Linked DNA regions of Homo sapiens: region 1 is linked to region 2. A link is a loop called in an ENCODE intact Hi-C map of the cell type or tissue named here. Cell type or tissue: heart left ventricle. All regions are shown on one strand. Links, peaks and the distances in the headings refer to the core of each region. The heading gives the core; the rest is flanking DNA. Region 1 holds the start of XPNPEP2 (X-prolyl aminopeptidase 2). Region 2 has its middle 11 kb from the start of ELF4.

Region 1 (7,130 bases), core at 3,131-7,130, 380 kb before region 2:
TCATGGTTTAGTGCTGTCCTCATGATAGTCAGTGAGTTCTCAAGTGATCAGGTTGTTTAAAAGTGTGTGGCATCTCCTTCTCCACTCTCTCTGTTGCTCCTGCTCCTGCCATGTGAGATGCCTATTCCCTCTTTGCCTTCTGCCATGATTGTAAGTTTCCTGAGGCCCTCCCAGAAGCAGATGCCAGCACTATGCTTTCCTGTACAGCCCACAGAACTGTAAGCCAATCAAACCTCTTTTCACTATAAATTATTCAGTCTCAGGTATTTCTTTATAGCAATCCAAGATTGGCCTAATACAGAAAATTGATGCCAAAGAAGTGCAGCATTGCTATAAAGATACCTGAAAATCTGGAAGGGGCTTTGGAACTGGGTAATGGGCAGAAGTTAGAAGAGTTTGGAGGCCTCCAAAAAAAGATAGGAAGATGAGGGAAAGTTTGGAACTTCTTAGACACTAGTTAAATGGTTGTGACCCAAATGCTGTTTGTGATGTAGACGGTGAAGTCCAGGCTGCTGAGGTCTCAGATGGAAATGAGGAACTTATTGGGAACTGGAACAAAGGTCACCTGTATTATACCTTAGCAAAGAACTTGGCTGTATCACATCCATGACCTAGGGATCTGTGGAGTTTTGAACTTCAGATTGATGATTTAGGGTATCTGGTGGAAGAAATTTCTAAGCAGCAAAACATTCAAGAGGTACTAGGCTGATTCTAACAATCTATGCTCAGGTGTGGGAGTAAAGGAATGACTTAATGTTGGAATTTTTATTTAAATGGGAAGCAGAGTGTAAAAGTTTGGAAAATTTGCACCCTCACTATGTGATAGAAAAGAAAAGCCCAATTTCAGGGGATGAATTCAAGCAGACTGTGGGGTAACCACTTGCTAGAGATATTTGCATAACTAAAAAAGACATTTCAGAGATCTAAGAGGCAGCCCCTCCCATCACAGGCTCTGAGGCCAAGGTGGTTTCATGGTCCAGGCCTAGGGCCCTGCTGCCCTGAGCAGCCTCTGGACACTGCTTCTCGCATCCTGGCCACTCCAGCTCCAGCCTTGGCTGAAAGGTCCCCAGATACAGCTCAGGTTGCTGCTTCAGAAAGTGTAAGCTGTACGCCTTGGCAGCTTCTGTCTGGCATTAAGCCTGTAGGTGTGCAAAGTGCAAGAGTGAAGGAGGCTTGGCAGCCTCTGCCTAGATTTCAGAAGATGTATAGGAAATCTGGGTGCCCAGGCAGAGCCTGCTACAGGGGCAGAGCCCTCATGGAAAACCTCTGCTAGGACAGTGCAGAGGGGAAACGTGGGGTTGGAGCCCCCATGTACAGTCTCCACTGAGGGCACTGCCTAGTGGGGCTGTGGGAAGGGGGCCCCGGTCCTCCAAACCTCAGAATGGTAGATCCACCAACAGCTCGCACCCTGCACCTGGAAAAGCCACAGGCACTCAACAACTGTGAAAGCAGCTACAGGTGCCGAACCCAGAAAAGCTACAGGGGCAGAGCTGCCCAAGGCCTTGGGAGCCCACCCCTTGTGTCAGTGTGGCCTGGATGTGAGACCTGGAGTTGAAGGAGATTATTTTGGAGCTTTGACATTTAAAGACTACCCTGCTGGGTTTCAAACTTGCATGGGGCCTGTAGCCCTTTATTTTGCCCAATTTCTCCCTTTTGGAATGAAAATGTTTACTCAATGCCTATCCCCCCCATAGCATCTTGGAAGTAAATAACTTGTTTTTTATTTTACAGGCTCATAGGTTGAAGGAACTCATTTCCAGATGAGACTTTGGACTTTGGAGTTAATGCTGAAATGAGTTAAGACTTTGGGGGACTATTGAGAAGAGAGGACTATATTTTGCAATGTGAAAAGGACATGACATTTGAGGGACCAAGGTGGAATGACGTGCCCCTGCCAAATCTCATGTTGAATTGTAATCCTCAGTGTTGGAATTGGGGTCTGGGGGGGGATGTTTGAGTCATGGGGGTGGATCTCTCATGGTTTGGTGCTGTCTTTGCATTATCAAGTGAGTTCTCACAAGATCTGGTTGTTAGCCTGACCAACATGGTGAAACCCTATCTCAACTAAAAATACAAAAATTAGCGGGGCATGGTGGCATGCGCCTATAATCCCAGCTACTCAGGAGGCTGAGGCAGGAGAATCGCTTGAACCAGGGAGGCAGAGGTTGCAGTGAGCCAAGATCACGCCATTGCACTCCAGCTTGGGTGACAGAGCGAAACTCCGTCTCAAAAAAAAAAAAAAAGTGTATAGCACCTTCCCTTCACTCTCTCTCTTGCTCCCAGTCCTGCCATATGAGATGCCTGTTCCCTCTTTGCCTTCTTCCATGATTGTAAGCTTCCTAAGGCCTCCCCAAAAGCAGATGCCAGCACTATGCTTCCTGTACAGCCTGAAGAACTGTGAACCAATTAAACCTCTTTTCTTTATAAATTACCCAATCTCAAGTATTTCTTTATAGCAATGCAAAATGGTCTAACACAATCACCAACAGATTTCACAAGAAGAAGGAGGAGCCATGGGCAGCTGTGAGCTGCTGAAAAGGAGCTGACCACTGGATCCACCAACCACAGCGAAGGACGTCCAACCCTCGCCCTGAGGACAGAAACTCCCTTCTCTGATGCCTGGCTGTCTGGGTGAGGTCTTGGGCCTCATAGCACCAAAGATCAAATGCCATGAAATGAGCTCTTTCCCCCTGCTGTGTGACCACACCCTACACACACACACACACACACACACACACACACACACACACACACACAGAGGCAGGGTAGCTTTGTATCAAAGCAGGGCAGATGTGATGGATGAGGCACCCAACAGCACCACAGCAGCCTTCTGGGGCTGGAAAATTGCCCTCCATTCAGAGTATTCCTTTCGGGTTAAGGATGGGGAGGCTAGGCCACACAATGGTGGGGTTTTGCATCAACTCCACAAACTTGTGCTGAGCCCACTCTTTGCTGGGCTCTGTCCTGGATAGGACCTGTTCCAGGTCTAAACATTTATAAAAAGCAAGCTCCTGCCCTTGGGGATGGGTGACCTACGACAGAAGAGTTGTTGAGAAAGAAAAAGGTCAATGTCAGGGTTTGAAAACAGAAGCTCCCATAAAATGTTATGGGAGTCTCCAAGATGAATTTGAGGTGATGAGGGCTTGGTAGACAAGATGAATTTTGAGCTGGACTTTGATGGATGGAGAGAATGTGGACAAGAAGAGATGAATAATGTTAGAGAGGAAGACCTTGGCCACTAAGCTGAAGAGATTGAATTCTGCCCTGAGGGCAGTGGGAGCCATGGAGGATCTTCAGATTGGGGTGACTGTGAGGTCCAAGGGACAGAGCATGGGCTTTTAAGTTCCCCAGACCCAGGTTTGAGTCCCAGCTCTGCCACAGGTCAGCTTGGACCTGGGCAAAGCCACTTTTTTTCTCCAAGCCTGTCTTCTCTTCTGCTTCTGAGAGCCCTGCCTATCTCCCAGCATGAGATGCTGGAACCTGATGGGAGGGTATAACGGGAATTCGGAAGCAGCAATCACATGCTGTGCCCACAAGGCCAAGAGTCCCCAGTCCCTCAGCCTGTGAGGTCACATGAAGAGTTAGATTGGGCATGTGCTAGCTCAAAAGCCTCCTTCCCACCTGCAGAACTGCAGAACCTCAGGTATCATTTCATGATTTCATCCTCAGTAACTTGGGACATCCCCAGGGGATGCTCTGCAGTGCTCATAGCCCCCTTGGGTCTCTGACTTTCCTATTGCCACCGGCTATTCCAGTCCATGGCGCTGTCCACCTGTGCTTCCTCAGGCTGCTTTTCACATTATTGCCGCCAGTCTGCCCCTAGACTGCTGTCCTTCCCTGTGACCACCTCCTGCAATGCCATCTCTGCACCTCTACTGCCAAGATTCACTCCACCTCTCTGATTCCTGGCCTTCCTCCAGGTTCTACCCTTCCCCGGGGCTCCCACAGCAAAGCTGTTTGTATCCCTGGTGCTAGAGTTCCTTGCTTGCTCGTCACTTTATATGCATTTTCTCATTCACACTCATGACATTAGTTGTTATTGTGACCTCAGCTGCGATTCAGGACACCTAGTGGTTGTCACCTGGTGGGAGAACATGTAAGTCAGGAAGGTGTATTCTGATGGAAGTCAAGGAGGCATTGGTGCCCAGAGAGGGCAGGCTCAGGTTGGAAGCCTGGGGTGGCATGAGGGTGCAAAATAAGAGGCACAGACAGGAGGTACTCTAGAGAAGATCACCTCTGATTTCAGAATTTGGCCTTTAGGCTAGCTTTGGACCAAAAAGTAAAACAAGCAGAAGTCCACTGCCTGAGTAGGCCAGAGCGAGACTCCAGTGATGCATGCATCTTCCAAACAACTTTGATGCAAAGACTCGGCCATTCAACCCTCCCCACGTTGAATCATTTCTTTCCACTTCAAGCCTGTTGCCAACTTGGGTTGAAGTCTCTCAACTGATAAGAGTAAAGACAGTGGTTTCGAGATAGGGAGATAAGGAAGGAGCTGATGAAGGCAAGTGAAGTTATCTTTGCCACCAGGGCTAAGGCTGGGACCCAGAGGTATGAAACCAGAGGGCTGAGTATTATGTGGGGACCATCCCTGGGCAGAGTCCGGAAGATGGGGGTGGAATCCCCGTTTAGTTTGTTTGCTTCGGGGGTTGGCCCTTCAGCTCAGCTGATCTTTGCTCTAACAACTGCTATTTCAGCAGTGCTGGATGCCAGGGAGAGAAAGAACAAAGTACAGATGAGACTGGCTTTATTTAGTTCTAGTATGTGAATTAACAAACATTTGTAGAACATTTACTCTTGTCTCTGCGAGGCATGTTCTGAGAGCATCACCAACATTAGCCCATTGAATCCTCATAACAACCCTAAGAAGCTAGTACTATTATTATGCCAACTCACAGGTGAGGACACTGGGGACTCAGGGAGATAAAGTCACTTGCCCAAGATCACACAGCTAGTGGGTGCCAGAGCTGGGATTGAAACTCAGGCTGATTGGCTCCCAAGTCAGTGTTTCAAGGCTCAGTTCACTGACAGAAAGACAGGACCATGTTTGTCCTCAAAGGCTATCTTCAGGGGTCTTCCCCTGCAAAATCCCATCAGCTCTACCTGCTTGCTTGCCCTTCAGGATGGCTACTGCAGCAAACAGAGGAGGCAGGAGTCTTTGAGGGGGCATTTTCCAGTGCTCTGGTCTCTGGGAATAATTTCATTACCAGTCCTGGAAGGGGTGGGAGAGAGGAGCCTGGGGAAAAGGCTGCGGGAGCTTCAGCAGTTATTGAATGACAGCATTCTCATGTTCTCCTTGTCCCTGGTCTGTCCTCTGAGGCTGTGGGCTCCTGCCCTCTGCTTTTATTCCTGAGAATGAAGTTCACTGGGCCACCTCACTCATTTTGACTCTGCCCCTTCAGAGACTCCCATGAAGGTCCGTTTTCCCTCTTCAAAATGGCCTATTTTGTCATTCTTGAATGGATGGTTGAAAGTTGCTTTACACTTGATGTGGACATAAGCAGACTGTAAATCCATTAAAAATAGAAACAAAAGGAATGGTGGCCAGGCATGGTGACACGCACCTGTGGTCTCAGCTACTCAGAAGGCTGAGGCTGGAGAATCACTTGAGCCCGGGAGGCTGAGGTTGCAGTGAACCGAGAACATGCCACTGCACTCCACCCTGGGCAACAGAATAAGACCCTGTTTCAAAAATAAAAATAGAAACAAAAGGAATGGGCAGTTTGCCTCTGGGGCCCTCCAGGCTAGGTGAGCATCCATCCCCATTGGGTCTGTTTGTCTCTCTAAAGCATTCCTCTCTGGGAAATCACCTTCCTCGAACCCAAAGAGCAAGGGTTCTGTAGAGCATTTACTAGGAGCTGCCTTGAAGCTGCCCTCTGATTCAGCTGGGCGTGAAGACAAGGCAGGCCTCAGCTTCTCCATTTCCCTCATTGGGAGTTGTGTTGTTTACGAGTGACTCACACTTCAGGGTAACCAAATCCCTGTTCTAGAAGCTACAGCAGAAACAGCATTTCCAGTTCACCAAATTAGTCTTCTCAGAGCGCCCAAACTCCCCTTTCTGTGTCTTCTTCCCTATTCAGTGGCATCCCCCAAACCCTCCAGATAGGGGCATCTTTGGGCTTTCATTTCCTCCCAGGTGTGAGTGGCTCTAACAGCCTCGGTTCCCCAGAGTGCAGGTTCAGAAAATGCAGGGGAATGGGACTCCCCAGATCCCAAGGGAAGAGCTGGCATCACTTCTTCAGAGTGGGCACTCCTGGGGGGACTCATCCCAGCTCAAGAAAGTAACTCTCCAGTCACAACCAACTTTCCCAAGGGGTACAGTGGGACTTGCCAAGCACTACAAGAAGAGAGGACACTGGCTTTTCCAGTCAGCTTGGAGGAAGAGAGGGAGGAAAAAAGGAGGGGGAGGAAGAGCAAAAAGGAGGAGGAGGAGGAAATGGACAAGGAGGAAAAAAAAAAAAAGGAGGAGGATGAGGAGGGAAAAGGAGGAAGAAGAAGAGGAAGTGGAGGAGCCCAGAAAAGGAGGGGAAGGAGGAAAAAGGAGGAGGAGAAGGAAAACGAGGAGGAAGAAGAGGTGGGGAGGAAAAGGAGCAGCAGCAGGAGGCAAATCTCCATCCCCACAGCAAAAGCAGTGCTGGAGCCAGAGCCCAGAGTGTGGGAGCTAATGGGAATCAGCTTGCTGGAGGGAAGGGGACCGAATTAAGGAATGGCTGGGGCTCTGCCGCTGAGAGGGGGCTGGGAAAAGCAGGCTGATTGAGACCAGCTGTTGTGCCTCTGTCTCTGAGATCTTTGGACTCTGCCCAGGATAGCCTCACACCCTATCCTACACGACTAGGAACTTGCACAGTCCGCCTCGGGCAGCCCAAAGCTCCTCTGCCCACCCTGGCTCCCAGAGCCCTCCAAAACAAAAGACCAGAGAAGCACTCTCCACCCAGCAGCCAGACGCCTCCTTCTTGACGCCAGCCCCCACCCTCTGTCTGCTCGAGCCCAGGAAAGGCCTGAAGGAAGAGGCCGGGGAAAGAGCCCTCCCTCTCTCCCTTGTCCCTCCATCCACCCAGCGCCGGCATCTGGAGACCCTATGGCCCGGGCTCACTGGGGCTGCTGCCCCTGGCTGGTCCTCCTCTGTGGTA
Region 2 (7,726 bases), core at 1,522-5,521:
TCAAAAAAACAAAAAAACAAAAAACAGTTATACATGTCTCCTCCCAGCACCATGAAAGCCCCTACAAAACTTCAGAAGATCACCGGCTTTCAATTGTCTTCGAGCTGGACAGCAGCTCAGGAGGGCTGGCTGCCTGGAGGGGATGATGCCGACACAGGAGGCGCTGCTGGCTGTGAGTAGGTGCTCACCCTGAGCGTGGTGGCTGCTGGGAGGCACTACCCCCCAACCCCCGACAGCTGGGGAGTGGGCCTGTTGTTTGGGAAACAGATTCCGTGTTCTTCAGGAGGGCCCTCTGGGATGGTGGGAAATTTGGAGGGTGTGGGAGATGGAAAGACACAAACCTGTGGTTCATTTGAAAAGAAAAAAAAAAATGAGGACGAACTGGCTTTAGGCAGAGTCAGCAAATGAGATGAGGGCAAGCCCCCTGGAGTCTCTAACTCCACTGATCCCCAACTCCTACCTTGGAGCCAAAGCTCAGCCTGCAAAAGTCCCTGGGACCAGGGCAAAGAGGCAGGCACCTGCCCTGGGCTCCTATCAGAGGCATTGCAGCATTCAGGGGTTTGGGGCTTCTGTCCAGTGGTGCCAGAGTTAACCCCTCAGCCATGAATAACTGCTGGCCCAACACCTGTCCTGTGTCATCTCTTTGACCTCTGATGTGTCCTCAGAGTGAAGCTGGGGAGGCCCTGGCCTTAGCTGATCTCCCCACAGCCCGGTGCAGGCGGACCAAGATTGTCAACACAGGGAGGTTTTGCCGGAGTGAGCACAAAGTGAATTTCTGCAGGCCCTTGAGTGTGCTGGGGGATGGGGACACAAGTAGCCATCAAGCTGACATCTCTTCCTCAGATGGAGAAGAGACCCAGGGGAAGGGAGGGGCCTCCAGTCACACTGCACGGGGCTCTACGTATTATATAAAGTGAATGCCACTGCCCGGAAGTGTGCAAGCAGGTGGCAGTAAAGCCAGATTCAGGAGAGTTGGGGAGGGCACTTGGAGAGGAGAGATCAGGAGGGGCTCAGACTGGGACACCACAGGGGACCATGGGGCCTGGCCCCAGATATCCAGGACTAGGGATGAGGTAGGATGGGGGATTGTCTATGAGGGGAACTCATCAGCCCCCAATTTCATCCACTCTGCATCCTCCCAAGGGGCAGGCCTGGGCTGAGGTTTGTACCAGGAGGTAGACAATTCTGCTCTTTGGGATTGCCACAATCCACTGAGAAGTGAGGACAGGCCTGAAACATTTGCTAGACAGAGGCATAGCAGAGGCCCAGTGGAAATGCAGCCACTCTTCAGTTTCCCCACCCTGCCCCCACATCGGGGTTGAGGGTTGTTGTTGTTGAATGCAGAAAAATATAACAATGTGTATAAAGGTGCAGTATGAGTCACTTCACGGAATGTCTAGGCCCCTTTGCTGGCAGCAAACAAGCTTTCCAGCCCTCTTTTGAGGAAGCCATCCAACTCGGCGGCTGCTGCTGGTTTGTGTGTGTGAGGGTGTATGAGTGTGCATGTGGGTCTGTGTGCAACATGGCTCTCTGGGCCTTGCCTGCCTATGTGCGTGTCTGTGTGGGTCTCACAGATGTGAGTGAGGGCATAACTGTGTTCGGGGTGTGCATGTGTGTGCATATGCCTGTGTGTGTGTGGGCTCAAGTCTTGGATGTCGGGTCCCCTCGTGCATGCATGTGTGTTCGTGGAGGGCATGTGCACATGTCTGTCTGCAAAGCAGTATGGTATGTGAGCCTGTGCGTCTCAGGATGTCTACGTGTACATTTTTTCCTCGTCGCTGCCAAATTATCTTCCCATCTCTCCCCTCACGAAGAGAAGGGCTGACCGAGGGGAGCTAGCAGTCCAAGACGGAGGTGGCCAGGGACGGGAGAGGGGCTGGAGGGAAACCAAAGCAATTCCACTCTTCGGAGGAATGTGTCAGCCAAGGATGAAACTGAAACCGAGACAGCAGCTCAAAGGCACCAGACCCTGGGATCGTCCAGGGGCTTCGGTTCCTCCCACTCCCCCACCCCCTCCAGCCAGCTGTGGAGATTAGTCAGCCCAAAATTCCCATCTCTGCAGCCTTAACTTGGGGTTGAGTTTGTGATGCTGAGTTAGAACTTGGACCCGTGGTTAGCACGTGACCCCATTAGCTCCCATTATCACATTAACACAAATTAGTTTATCAGATCCTCTCCTGGTCACCTAGGGGGGCTTGGGGAAGAGCTCACCGCTCAGGTCCTGCTCTGGGAGAAGAAGCCAGCGCCGTGGCATCAGGAGAGGGCAGAGGCTGAGACTGCAGGTCAGATTGGGGACAGAAAGAGGGGGCAGGGGGACGTCAAGCTTTGCTGATCTGATCTTTCTCCTCGATGGTGCTCTGGGAGGAGACACCTTGGGGAGGGGTCTGGTAGAAAGGAGGGGGCTTCCAGGAATAGCTGGGCACCGCCCTGTAGGAAAAAGGCCCGGGCTCTGAGGTCTGGGCGGGAGACAGGCGGTATTTCTCCTGGCACACAGTGAGACCTGGGAACGTTTAGGATCCTTTGGATTCCCCCCGCCCCTTCCCTTTCTTTATGGGAAGTCTTTAGATGACTTTCTCAGATGGTTTTGCACACCCTGAAAGCAGGAGAACTGGATGGACTGAGAGGGGAGGAGAGGCACCCAGAATGCTAACACGGGGTGCAGCTTTTATTTCTTGGCACAGAAAAGAGGGACACACTCTGCCCATAGATTTTATATGTCAAGTTGTATCACAGAAGTGGCCACTCTAGCTTCTGGAAAGGGCGAGGTTGGAGCCCTCAACAACTTTTCCCCACAGGTTCTGGCCACAAGGTTATTTTTGTGCCTTGATATTCTCAATATGTTAACTAAACAGCCACCTCATAACCACCAAGCACCACGAGGATGTCCAAGGCAGCATCATGGCTTCTAGAGCTCAGGGCCTGCAAGGAGTTAGGACACGAAGTTCTATCTATGAAGACAGAGGTTGCAAGTTTGAGCCCCAGATAAGCCCTTAGTTTTTTGTTTTGTTTTTTTGTTTTTTGTTTTTTTTTCTTTTTTCCTTATATAGCTGCAGAAGACCGGATTGACAAGCACGGACCACCTAACTGTCCCTCTAGATCCGGACTTAAGCAGAGCCTCTACCTCTCATGTCGGCCGAGCCGAGTCTCAGGCTGCGCCCCAGCCTTGGCCACAGTCTGCATCCCCTGTGCTGGAGATGCGTTCTAAGTCTCATGGGAGCCAGGCTAGAGAGTGGCTGTTCAGGGAAACCCACCCCCAACGCCCCAGACACGACTCAAAGTTTCCATTCTACTGCCTGCGGGTCAAGAGCGCCATCCCCAGAGAGCAAAGACCGCCCGAAACTGCAATTCCTTTGCTGAAGTTAGGAGCCGCCCGGGGCTCTGTGGGGCCTGCGAGGTGGCTCGAGGGACTTTGCAGAAGCGCGCAGGAACCAGCCCCCGACCTGGGGCGCTCGGCCGCGGGGCTGATCTCCGTACTCTCCCGCCAGTGGGGTGGGAGCGCGTCCTTCTCTCGAGTTCGGGGACGGCCTGAGAAGCAGCGGGGGCTGGTGGCCTTTTTCTCGCTACCCCCTTTCTAGGCTCGCGCGCCTTCCAAGCCCGGATCCTGGTGGGGCTGAGCGTGCCCACCCGCCCAGCAGTGCGCCCGGGCGCCTCTGCAGCGCCACCTGCACGCGGAACGCGGCGGCGGCGGCGGGAACTGTCGTCCAAGGAGGAGCAGCAGGAGGAGGAGATATCGGCTCCTCTGCCCCCAGCTTTCCTCGCTGGCACGCGGCCTCCCTTCGCCGCCTCAGCCCCAAGCGGCCTGACCAGCCCAGCCCCAAGCCTTGTCCCGCGCCCTGCCCGGCGCAGGCAGCCAGCGCCCCGAGCTTCCACTCCTGCTGCTGCGCTCTGAGCGGCCTCCTGCCCTGGGCGCCTCTTCTGGGGAAGCAGTGAAGTCACACTGGGCCGGATCCGCTGACTCATGAGAATGAGACTCTTCCCCGGTCCCCGGCACACCCTTTGAAACTTCCCCTCAATCCTTTCTTTTTTTTCTTTTCTTTTCTTTTTTTTTTTTTTTTTGGCGGAGTCTCGCTCTTTCGCTCAGGCTGCAGTGGCGCGATCTTGGCTCACTGTAACCTCCGCACCCCACCCCCGGGTTCAAGCGATTCTCCTGCCTCAGCCTCCGGAGTAGCTCGAATTACAGGCGCCCACCACCACGCCCAGCTAACTTTTGCATTTTTAGTAGAGACAGGGTTTCACCACGTTGGCCAGGCTGGTCGCGAACTCCTGACCTCAGGTGATCCGCCCGCCTCAGCCTCCCAAAGTGCTGGAATCCTTTCTTTCTGCTCCCGCCTCCCCTCTTCCTCCCGTCCCGACAGGCGAACTGGAGCGGCTCTGGGCTCCCCGGGAAGGATTCGGTGGGGCAGCTGGGAGGGCGGTGGCGCGTGGGAGTCCCCGTGGAGATCTCCGCGCCCCTGTTCCAACCTGGCCACCTGTGCTGTTCTAGGGGTGCACAGGGAATGCCCAGGAGGGAATTGCATGTTTGCAAGATTGGGCAAAGCTCTCACTAAGGTATCCTTTTGTAATTAGCCACTGCATTCAGGGAGTGCCTGCCCAAGGGAAGGGGTCTGGGGATCCCCTTCCCTCTTCAGAACCTTGGGACTGCCTGAGGAGTTCACCTGGAAGCTGGTGGCTCTTCTTTAGAACCACCTGTTCCAATGAACAAGTGAGAACATGGGCTTGCTTCAGGCGGGATTTGGAACAGCTTCTGCCACTGAAGGGACAAGTGTGGAGTGTTCTGAGCCTTGAGCTGTTCTGGACCCCAGCAGCAAGTCGAGCCGATCATCTGAGAGGTCACTGGCCCTTTCTCCTGGAACTTGATAGTGGACCAGTTCAGGATAGGGTGGGGGTGACTTGGAGGCCCAGGAGTCCGGGTTTTCATACCACCCCCTTGTGACACTAATTTGAGGACAGTGGAAGGGATGAGAGGATTGGATTGTCTCATCACCTCTCCACTGGGGTGGGAAACCAGAATCACACCCTGGTTGCTTAGAATATTAGTTTCAACAAGGTGCCTAAGGGCCTCAGGCCCAGGCCAGGGAAGGCTTCAAGCTAGAGGAGCCCTGCTGGCCTCTGAAACACCTAAAGCTCCCCTTTCCTTCCAGAGGGGCATAGTCCGTAAGCATCCTTTCCCACCTAGCAAATCATGGTACTGGATTGGCATTGTTTGCCTGTATGCACTTTCCTTTTGTCTGTATGATAAGAGCCAAAGCTGGGTGTTGAAGTTTGCAAGCTTCCTGACTTGCTTGTCACTGCACTTCAGGGCACGGCTCTGCCAAGGCCATGGTCAATATGGAAATGGCCATGGACTAGGAGCAAGGGGGGGTGGGAGGTAGAAGGGCTGGTCTCAAGGCTTGGGCTTATATAGCATGAGGGAGCTTTTCTGAGCTCCTACCTTGGTATTAGGTTGAAAGCCTGGGTTATGATGGCTGTCCACACAGCAGCTCTGTAGGGCATGTTTGTTGGGGATTGGGAGCCTGTAGGAATGTATGTGCTAGGATCATGGCTGACAACAGTCCCACTGTCAAGCCTTCCTTGGGGGAAATTCTGGATTTGAAGCCAAACTTTAGCTTAGGGGCTGAAGGATGACCTGTTTCATGGAACCCAGTTTCGAGGCTGTGAAACTCTCCATGGAGAGGAAATAAGACAATGTACAATGTACAATTTCTAGGGGTCCCAGGTCCAAATGTAACTGGGTAGGTCAAAGAAAAATAAACTATAAACAAAAGCCATAAACTAAAAACAAAAACCAGCAAAACCTGTACATCTAGTAGAGCCAAAGGGACAGCAGAGGCATGGGGAGATGGCTGCCAAGGGCTTTGGGTTCCATTGGCAGCCTCTCTAGACCTTAGAGGTAAACAGCAACTGAGAGATGGAGAGATGAAGAAAGTCCCATGCAAACACTGAAAGACTGTTGCAGACAAAGGAGGTCAGGGCTGAAGGTGAGAGATGACCTAGTCTGTTCTCTCATTTTACAGATGAGGAAGCAGAGAGCTCAGAAACTAGTTGCCCAAAGCCATCCAGGCAGTGAGCGGCAGCACTGCGGCTGAAATCTGGAAGAGTGTTCTTTTCACTGTGCTCCTCTGCTTTGGGAGAAAACACACGAGCAGGGAGCAGCCCCTGGAACCCAAAGAGGAAACACAGGGAAAAGGGAAACAAGGGGTGGCCAGGCACGGTGGCTCACGCCTGTAATCCCAACACTGTGGGAGGCCGAGATGGATCACTGAGGTCAGGAGTTCAAGACCAGCCTGGCCAACATGGCAAAATCCCATCTCTATTAAGAATACAAAAAAAATTAGCATGGCGGCATGGTGGTGGGCACCTGTAATCTCAGCTATTCGGGAGGCTGAGGCAGGAGAATCGCTTGAACCCGGGAGGTGGAGGTTGCAGTGAGCTGAGATCACACCACTCACTACACTCCAGCCTGGGTGACAGAGGGAGACTCTGTCTCAAAAAAAAAAAAAAAAAAAAAAAAAAGGAAAACAAGAGGGGAAGACTGCAGAGATTCTGAGACGAGGAGGGAGAATGAAAGATCTGAGGAAGAGTGAAGAGGAAGATGTGTAATCTCTGGGTGAAAGGAATGTCAGCACCATCCTCTATGAAGCAGAGCACTCTCCATATTCTTTCCAAAGTGATGACAGAGAAGACACAACCATAAAACGGGGGAACTATGATTTGGTAGGTGAAGGAAAAGCCTAGAATAGGCTGGGCACAGTGGCTCATGCCAGTAATCCCAGCACTATGGGAGGCTGAGGTGGGAGGATCGCTTGAACCCAGGAGTTTGGGAACAGCCTAGGCAACAAAGTGAGACCCCATCTCTATTTTTAAAAATGCCTAGAATAGATAGAAGCAGAACAGTAAAGCAACTGGAGAAGCAATGAAGTTCCAATCGGAACTCACTTATCATACTCCCAGCAGTTAGGTGACACTGATAATCCCTGTTGACTTGTCTGTGGCCACCACTCGGTTATAAAGCCATTGAAGGAAGACAGGGACAATATATTACTCATCTTCCTATCTCCAGAGCCTAGTACAGTACTATGGCATACATTAGTTGCTCAGAAAATGTTAAAGAAATGAATACATTTATTTGTATATTATTTATAAATTCAATACCTATGCTAGATACTCCCTGAGAAGCATCTCTGTGTTGTACTGCAAATGCCAAGACATCCTAGGTGAGAACCTGCCTGGGAAGCCAGGTACCTCTGTCCCCCAACACAAGACACAACTCCTGGGCTTTCCCCAACCGAAACACAGACCTTGGAGGCTCCACCAGGACTAGGTAAGGTCTTCAGAAAGACACAGGACTAGGTGAAATTCACTGGGGTCTCTGCCTGATAGTGGTCCTCCAGAGGATATTTTGGCTATTTGTGTCCAAATTGTCAACCCCTTCTGGTCAAAGACCACCAGGAACACGGTCAAACAAGTTAGGTTTATTGCTCACTGCAGCAAGAAAGAAGGCGCCCCATGGGGGAACTATGCCATGCTTCAGGAAGAGGGCGCTAGAAAAGACTTAGAGGATTCAGGTTGGGTCAGGGGATTTGGAGGAAGGTTTAAGGAAGTCAGGCTTTGTTCTGGACTGGATGCTGGTGATTCTGTGATTGGATTGGGTATCTTATCAACTCAATCTTATCCAAGAGGAAGGCAGACAAGAGCGAGGCTGAAGCCACAATTGGTAAGGAAGCAG

What was found. Hi-C counts contacts between places; a loop is a spot of excess contacts. Peaks named below come from ENCODE experiments on the same cell type or tissue, not always from the same donor. Only the 100,000 strongest peaks of a DNase experiment are listed, where the experiment ranks them.
Region 1: a loop joins it to region 2, with 5 times the contacts of the local background. A loop is called at or near these places in 1 of 110 quality-filtered maps.

The regions. Positions count from the first base shown.
Region 1 is chrX:129,732,136-129,739,265 of GRCh38, forward strand. It overlaps XPNPEP2 (X-prolyl aminopeptidase 2), which reads left to right and starts at 6,844. Exons shown (of 21, transcript NM_003399.6): 1 at 6,844-7,127. The coding sequence starts at 7,079. RefSeq lists an enhancer at 6,074-6,123. In heart left ventricle, for the core only: no CTCF peak of the experiment used is centred there; no DNase peak of the experiment used is centred there.
Region 2 is chrX:130,117,214-130,124,939 of GRCh38, forward strand. It overlaps a transcript of RAB33A not described here. Among named protein-coding and RNA genes, the nearest start is that of ELF4, 11 kb to the left of the region's middle. RefSeq lists an enhancer at 3,444-3,543 and silencers at 3,694-3,833, 3,823-4,032. In heart left ventricle, for the core only: CTCF peaks have their summits at 3,675 and 3,893; a DNase peak (open chromatin) is centred at 3,788; H3K4me3 peaks cover 1,222 bases; H3K27ac peaks cover 1,277 bases.